Linked DNA regions of Homo sapiens: region 2 is linked to region 1. Evidence: chromatin contacts called from ENCODE Hi-C or POLR2A ChIA-PET data. All regions are on one chromosome and are shown on one strand. The core of a region is the stretch at or near the end of the contact, and the rest is flanking DNA. Distances in the headings are between cores, read along the strand shown.

Evidence for each region. Hi-C counts contacts between places; a loop is a spot of excess contacts on that map. ChIA-PET counts read pairs that join two places held with the same protein, here RNA polymerase II (POLR2A). Pooled maps may share reads with other maps.
Region 2: a map of endothelial cell of umbilical vein shows a loop between it and region 1 (5-fold over the local background). The contact joins two enhancer-like sites. A Hi-C loop is called at or near these places in 10 of 168 maps with a recorded cell type or tissue (B cell, CD4-positive, alpha-beta T cell, GM12878 and 6 more), 32 of 37 single-sample maps with no recorded cell type and 22 of 50 pooled maps. POLR2A ChIA-PET finds 5 or more read pairs at or near these places in 14 of 52 experiments (CD4-positive, alpha-beta T cell, CD4-positive, alpha-beta memory T cell, CD8-positive, alpha-beta T cell and 9 more).

What each region holds. Positions count from the first base shown.
Region 1 is chr10:3,886,724-3,889,430 of GRCh38, forward strand. No RefSeq gene overlaps it. Among named protein-coding and RNA genes, the nearest start is that of LINC02660, 24 kb to the right of the region's middle. Within about 2 kb of position 1,293, at least 28 of the 41 ENCODE cell types and tissues checked have a DNase peak (open chromatin) inside an H3K27ac peak, as active enhancers do; they include endothelial cell of umbilical vein, where a contact is called at or near this core.
Region 2 is chr10:3,923,183-3,925,882 of GRCh38, forward strand. All of the region lies in intron 1 of LINC02660 (long intergenic non-protein coding RNA 2660), which reads left to right. Among named protein-coding and RNA genes, the nearest start is that of LINC02660, 13 kb to the left of the region's middle. Within about 2 kb of position 1,294, at least 4 of the 41 ENCODE cell types and tissues checked have a DNase peak (open chromatin) inside an H3K27ac peak, as active enhancers do; they include endothelial cell of umbilical vein, where a contact is called at or near this core.

The DNA of each region.
Region 1 (2,707 bases), core at 43-2,542:
GATTTTGGACCTCAGGATCTGAATGGTTCTTGGAGTTCTTTGCAGATGAGGTAATGTTTTGGTTAACTCATAGGTCAGACCTGCTGTCCTTAGCTAACTTGCCCGGGAGGTTTTTAACGGAAGGCCTGTGTTAGCACAAATCATATTTCCTGATGACGAGCAGAGACCTTGATCTGGTCTTAAAGAACGCGTTTTCCAACTTACCCTGGGACTTTTTTGAATTAGCCGGCCACATATACCAGGGTTCTCAGAGGATTTTTTCCCCCCTTTCTCTCTGTCTCTTTCTGGGTTTTTCCTATTACTAATTATACAGGCAAGAAGGTAATGATTTCTGGTGTTCTTTCCTTTAAACCTCTACTTTGAGATCAGCAGCCCGGGACACAGATAAATAGGTCAGTTATTACTGACGTCACAGGGAACTCCTGGCTCAGATTAACCGCGCAGAGATGGACGCCTGTGAGTGTGTGCAAGGGGTGATGAAACATAAAGTACAGTCAGTTCATTTAACAACAAATTCCAGCAACAGATGATAGATAAAAATAGATCCTGAAGGATCTATGTAGATCTAAATAGATGATCCATGAGCCACATAATTAGGGAATAAAAGGACTCCAGTCTTTACCAGCGAATGTAAAATTGGGTAGGCAGACTCAGACCCTTACTTATCAGTGGATTCCAGCCCTAATTCCAGGAGGCCTCACCTCACCTTGGGGGCTTCTCTTTTCCTTAACCTAACTGGTTAAGCCAGGAAAGCTGTGAAATACCTTAGTTACTTGGTGAAGAGCCATTATTACCAGATTATTATCACATTCTCAAAAAGCTTTGCTGTGAGCTGGGCAGGTGCGGCGGCTCACACTTGTAATCCCAGCACTTTGGGAAGCCAAAGTGGGCTTGGGGCCAGGAGTTCAAGACTCAGCCCAGCCAACATGTGGAAACCGCATCTCTACTAAAAATACAGAAAATTAGCCGGGCATCGTGGTTCATGCCTTGTAGTCCCAGCTACTTGGGAGGCTGAAGCACGAGAATCGCTTGAACCTGGGAGATGGAGGCTGCAGTGAGGTGAGATGAGGCCACTGCACCCCAGCCTGGGAGACAGAGCGAGACTCTGTCTCAAAACAAAGAAAAAAAAAACTTTGCTGTGTTTCACATTTTAAAAATTTTATTTTCCATAGTCTCCGGTTCCCAGACATTTCCTGAGACTCCTGTTCATTCAAGAGAGGTGGAGAAAGCCATAAATGAGAACAAACCCGTCCTTCTCACTAAGGGGAATTTCCTGGCAAAACGGAGCCTGGCACGTCAGTGTCTGGGGTTAGTTACTATCACCGCTGCTCTGGGACTGAGTCACAGCTTCCTCCAAGGCTTAGGGTGCCCCAGACACAAACTAGTTTTCTAAAACTTCTCAAGGCATTCCGTTCCTCCTTCGTTCCAGCCCCTCATGTTATTAACTCACCTAATTCATCACATGGGCATTGTGTACAAAGGCACTCTGCTACTCACTGAGGATACACATTGTTCTTAACCTCAGGGGACATTCCTCAAGGAATTAACCAAATCAGGAGATCCTTACCTGCAGGGGTCAGACAGGGAGCTGAGGACAGCCCCCGGAGGACAAGGTCCTGAAGGCCTGGTTTGTAGCTTCTGTGCTGTGCTTATCATTGGGCCTGGCACATTGATCTCTCCATAAACTCGTGTAACTTAAATGAATGATTGAGTCAGAGCACAGGGCAGAGAGCTGTTTTGGAGGCCACTTATCTTCATGTCATAGTTACCCAGACATAAGACCAGAGGCGTTCCCTTTGGTCTCATATATACATATATGTATTGTATTTTTCCCTAAAATTATTCCTTTGTATTATTTTTGCAATTATAAATGTATATTTGCAATCTGAAATGCTGAGTTTCTTTTTTACATCAGGAGCAAATATCCAAATTTTCTTTTGTTTGTTTGTTTCTTTCTTTTTTTTTTTTTTTCCTGAGACAGGGTCTCACTCTGTCATCCAGGCTGAGGTGCAGTGGTGCGATCATGGCTCACTGTAGCCTTGAACTCTCCAGGCTCAGGCGAGCCTCCTACCTCAGCCTACCAAGTAGCTGGGACCACAGACACACACCACCATGTGCGACTAACTTTATTTATTTTATTTATTTATTTTTGAGATGGAGTCTTGCTCTGTTGCCCAGGCTGGAGTGCAGTGGTGAGATCTCGGTTCACTACAACCTCTACCCTCCTGGGTTCAAGCGATTCTCCTGCCTCAGCCTCCTGAGTAGCTGGGACTATAGGTGCACCCCACCATGCCTGGCTAATTTTTTGTATTTGTAGTAGAGACAGGGATTCACTATGTTGGCCAGGCTGGTCTCGAACTTCTGACTGCGTGATCCACCCACCACAGCCTCCCAAAGTGCTGGGATTACAGGTGTGAGCCACCACACCCGGCCAACTAGCTTTATTTTATTTTATGTTTTTTTGTAGAGATAGTGTTTCGCTGTGTTGCCCAGGCTGGAACTCCTGGGCTCAAGTGATTCTCCCACTTTGGCCTCCCAAAGCCGCCCAAAGTCCTGGGATTATAGGTGTGAGCCACTGTGCCCAGAAAAAAATTTCCTTTTTACTTCTGTACCCAGAGCTGACCTTACTTAAGCTGTGGAAGATAAAAAAAAAATCACTACAGTATTAGTGGCCTCAATTGAAGCAGTTATTTCGAACTAACTGAAA
Region 2 (2,700 bases), core at 44-2,543, 36 kb after region 1:
TTATCTGTCCAGGCTGGGTCACTGGCTGACCTGTGGGTATGGAAGTGCACCTGCCGAGGTGAAGCACTAGTGCTTGGCTGCTGGAATAACAGGCTGATATCTAAGGCTGAGGAATGGTGCCCCTTGCACCGTAAGGAAGAGGGAACCAGCCATGTCCCACAGCTGGTTGTTGTTTGTAACAATCGTGGAAACTCAGTGTTCATCTCAGTTCTGCTGTGTGTTTGTGGGAGTCTTGGAATGATTATTCTGAACTATTTCACGGCATAGACTTGGGATGTCCAGACCTTGGCTGCCCTGCCCTGCACACTTCTATGTATTTATTAAGTATTTTCCAAGGAGTACTGCCATGTTGTGATCTTTTAGTCTTATCTAAGGCAGAAAGCAAGAAGCTGAGAGGGTGGGCTTGGATGCAGAACCCCCAACTTGATCATTTTCTGTGGGTTCTTGAGGGATGCATGGAGAGAGGCCACTCCAGAAATGGTTTCTTTTTATTTATTTATTTATTTTTTCTGCAATCTCTGCCTCCGGGTTTAAGTGATCCTCCTGCCTCAGCCTCCTGAGTAGTTGGGATTACAGGTGCATGCCACCATGCTCAGTTAATTTTTTTGTTCTTTTAGTAGAGATAGGATTTCACCATGTTGGCCAGGCTGGTCTCAAACCCCTGACCTCAGACAACCTGCCCACCTCAGCCTCTCAAAGTGTTGGAATTATAGGTTTGAGCCACCATGCCCAGCTGGTTTCTTTCTTTCTTTTTTTCTTTATTTTGAGACGGAGTCTTGCTCTTGTCACCCAAGCTGGATTGCACCGGTGCCATCTTGGCTCACTGCAAACTCTGCCTCCCGGGTTCAAGTTATTCTCCTGTCTCAGCCTCCTGAGTAGCTGGGATTACAGGCGCTCACCACCATGCCTGGCTAATTTTTGTACTTTTAGTAGAGATGGGGTTTCATCTGTTGAGAGCTTTGGGCTCAAACCCAAATGTGCTCCCTTGATGAGCTGGGTGGGGCTTGTGTCAACATTTCCAACCCTTTCTTCCTACCTGCCTGGCACCTCATTCCAAAACCCCTATTTTATTCTTGGTCTTTCAGGTATTAATGACCTCACATTGATAAGAATTCCTCAAGGAAGGAAAGGGAAGGGCACTGCTGAAATGGCTTGTTCTTCCCCCCAGCCCAAGCTTCTGTCTCTAATATCATGGAATCGCCAAATACGGTCTCCACATAGTTGTTCTTGACTATCCCATGTCAGAGTAGAGCGGGATGACTCAATTTTGTCTAGAGTTTAGGCTGAGCCACTAATAGAATCCAACACAGGCAAGGCAAAGGATGTGGTAATTAACATGGAGTGTGGTGACCACAGAAAGAATTGATGGAAGCATGTGAGGAAATGTGTCAACCGGAAAAGCAGCAGCTCAGCTCCTGGGGCCCAGTGTGGACTTGCCTTCAGGAGGTGATGATGTCGCTTTTGACCTGTGGGTCAGAGTAAAAATTGTGTAAAATCAGTTCCCAGTGTACAAACTGATGGATGTTAAAGGTTAATTTGTAAATAACTTTATATTTCTATGGGGAAAAAGCTTCCTAAGTTCCATGTAGGTTCTTGGGCCACTGTTTATGATAGAATTATAATACCAGATACTCAAAATGTCAAATGTCAGACAAAAATATTATGAATATACAGAATATACAGTATTTTCTTCTTCTTCTTCTTTTTTTTTTTTTTTGGATACAGAGTCTTGCTCTGTCATCCAGGTTGGAGTGCAGTGGCATGATCTCAGTTCACTGCAACCTCCACCTCTCGGGTTTAAGTGATCCTCCTGCCTCAGCCTCCTGAGTAGCTGGGATTACAAGTGTGTGCCACCACACCTGGACAGTTTTGTATTTTTATTGGAGACGGAGTTTCACCATGTTGACCAGGCTGGTCTCAAACTCCTGACCTCAACTGATCCACCCGCCTTGGCCTCACAAGGTGCTGGGATTACAGACGTCAGCCACTGCACCCAGCATGTAAAGTATTTTCTCTAACATATAATTTAAATACCAAATAAAGGCATGCTATGTGTTTCATTTAATGTCCAATTAAATGGAGTCAAATCTCACCCTCATGTCAAATTATCCTTCAGCCTATGTGCTGGGACAAAAGTTTTCATGACTGTAATCACCACAAGGCCTTCCTGTGTTGTACATGCAGATGGCCACAGCCTCACAGTCTAGTAGAAAAGTCTACCCGAAGCCTCTGAGAGGCCCAACATAATCAGGGACCACAGGAAACAGTAGAGCAATAGCAATGAAAAGGGGACGGAGTGCTGTGGGGTTCAGCCAGTGAAATGTGAAGAAACTCCAGGTCCTAGAATGTGGAATCCAGGAGAGCCACAGGCTTGCAGTCAGAGTTCGAGGGCCAGGCCGACTAAGAACTGGAGAGGCTGGGATTCACCGGGAGGCATGGGATGGAAGGGGTTGTCACCACACAGGAGCCAGGAACCCAGAGACAGGCAGCTGCAATGCAGAAAGAGGAAAAGACATCTTTTGAGGAAGCAAGCAAAAAATAATTCTGAATTAGTTTATACTGGTCCAGAGGTTTGTTTTAGTGCCAGCAATGGAGATATCAGTAAAAACTGAATCCTAATTATAATAATATTTTTAATGGAATAAATGCATTTTATCAACTTGAATTACTTATCTCCTTATTTTATATTATTATATATTA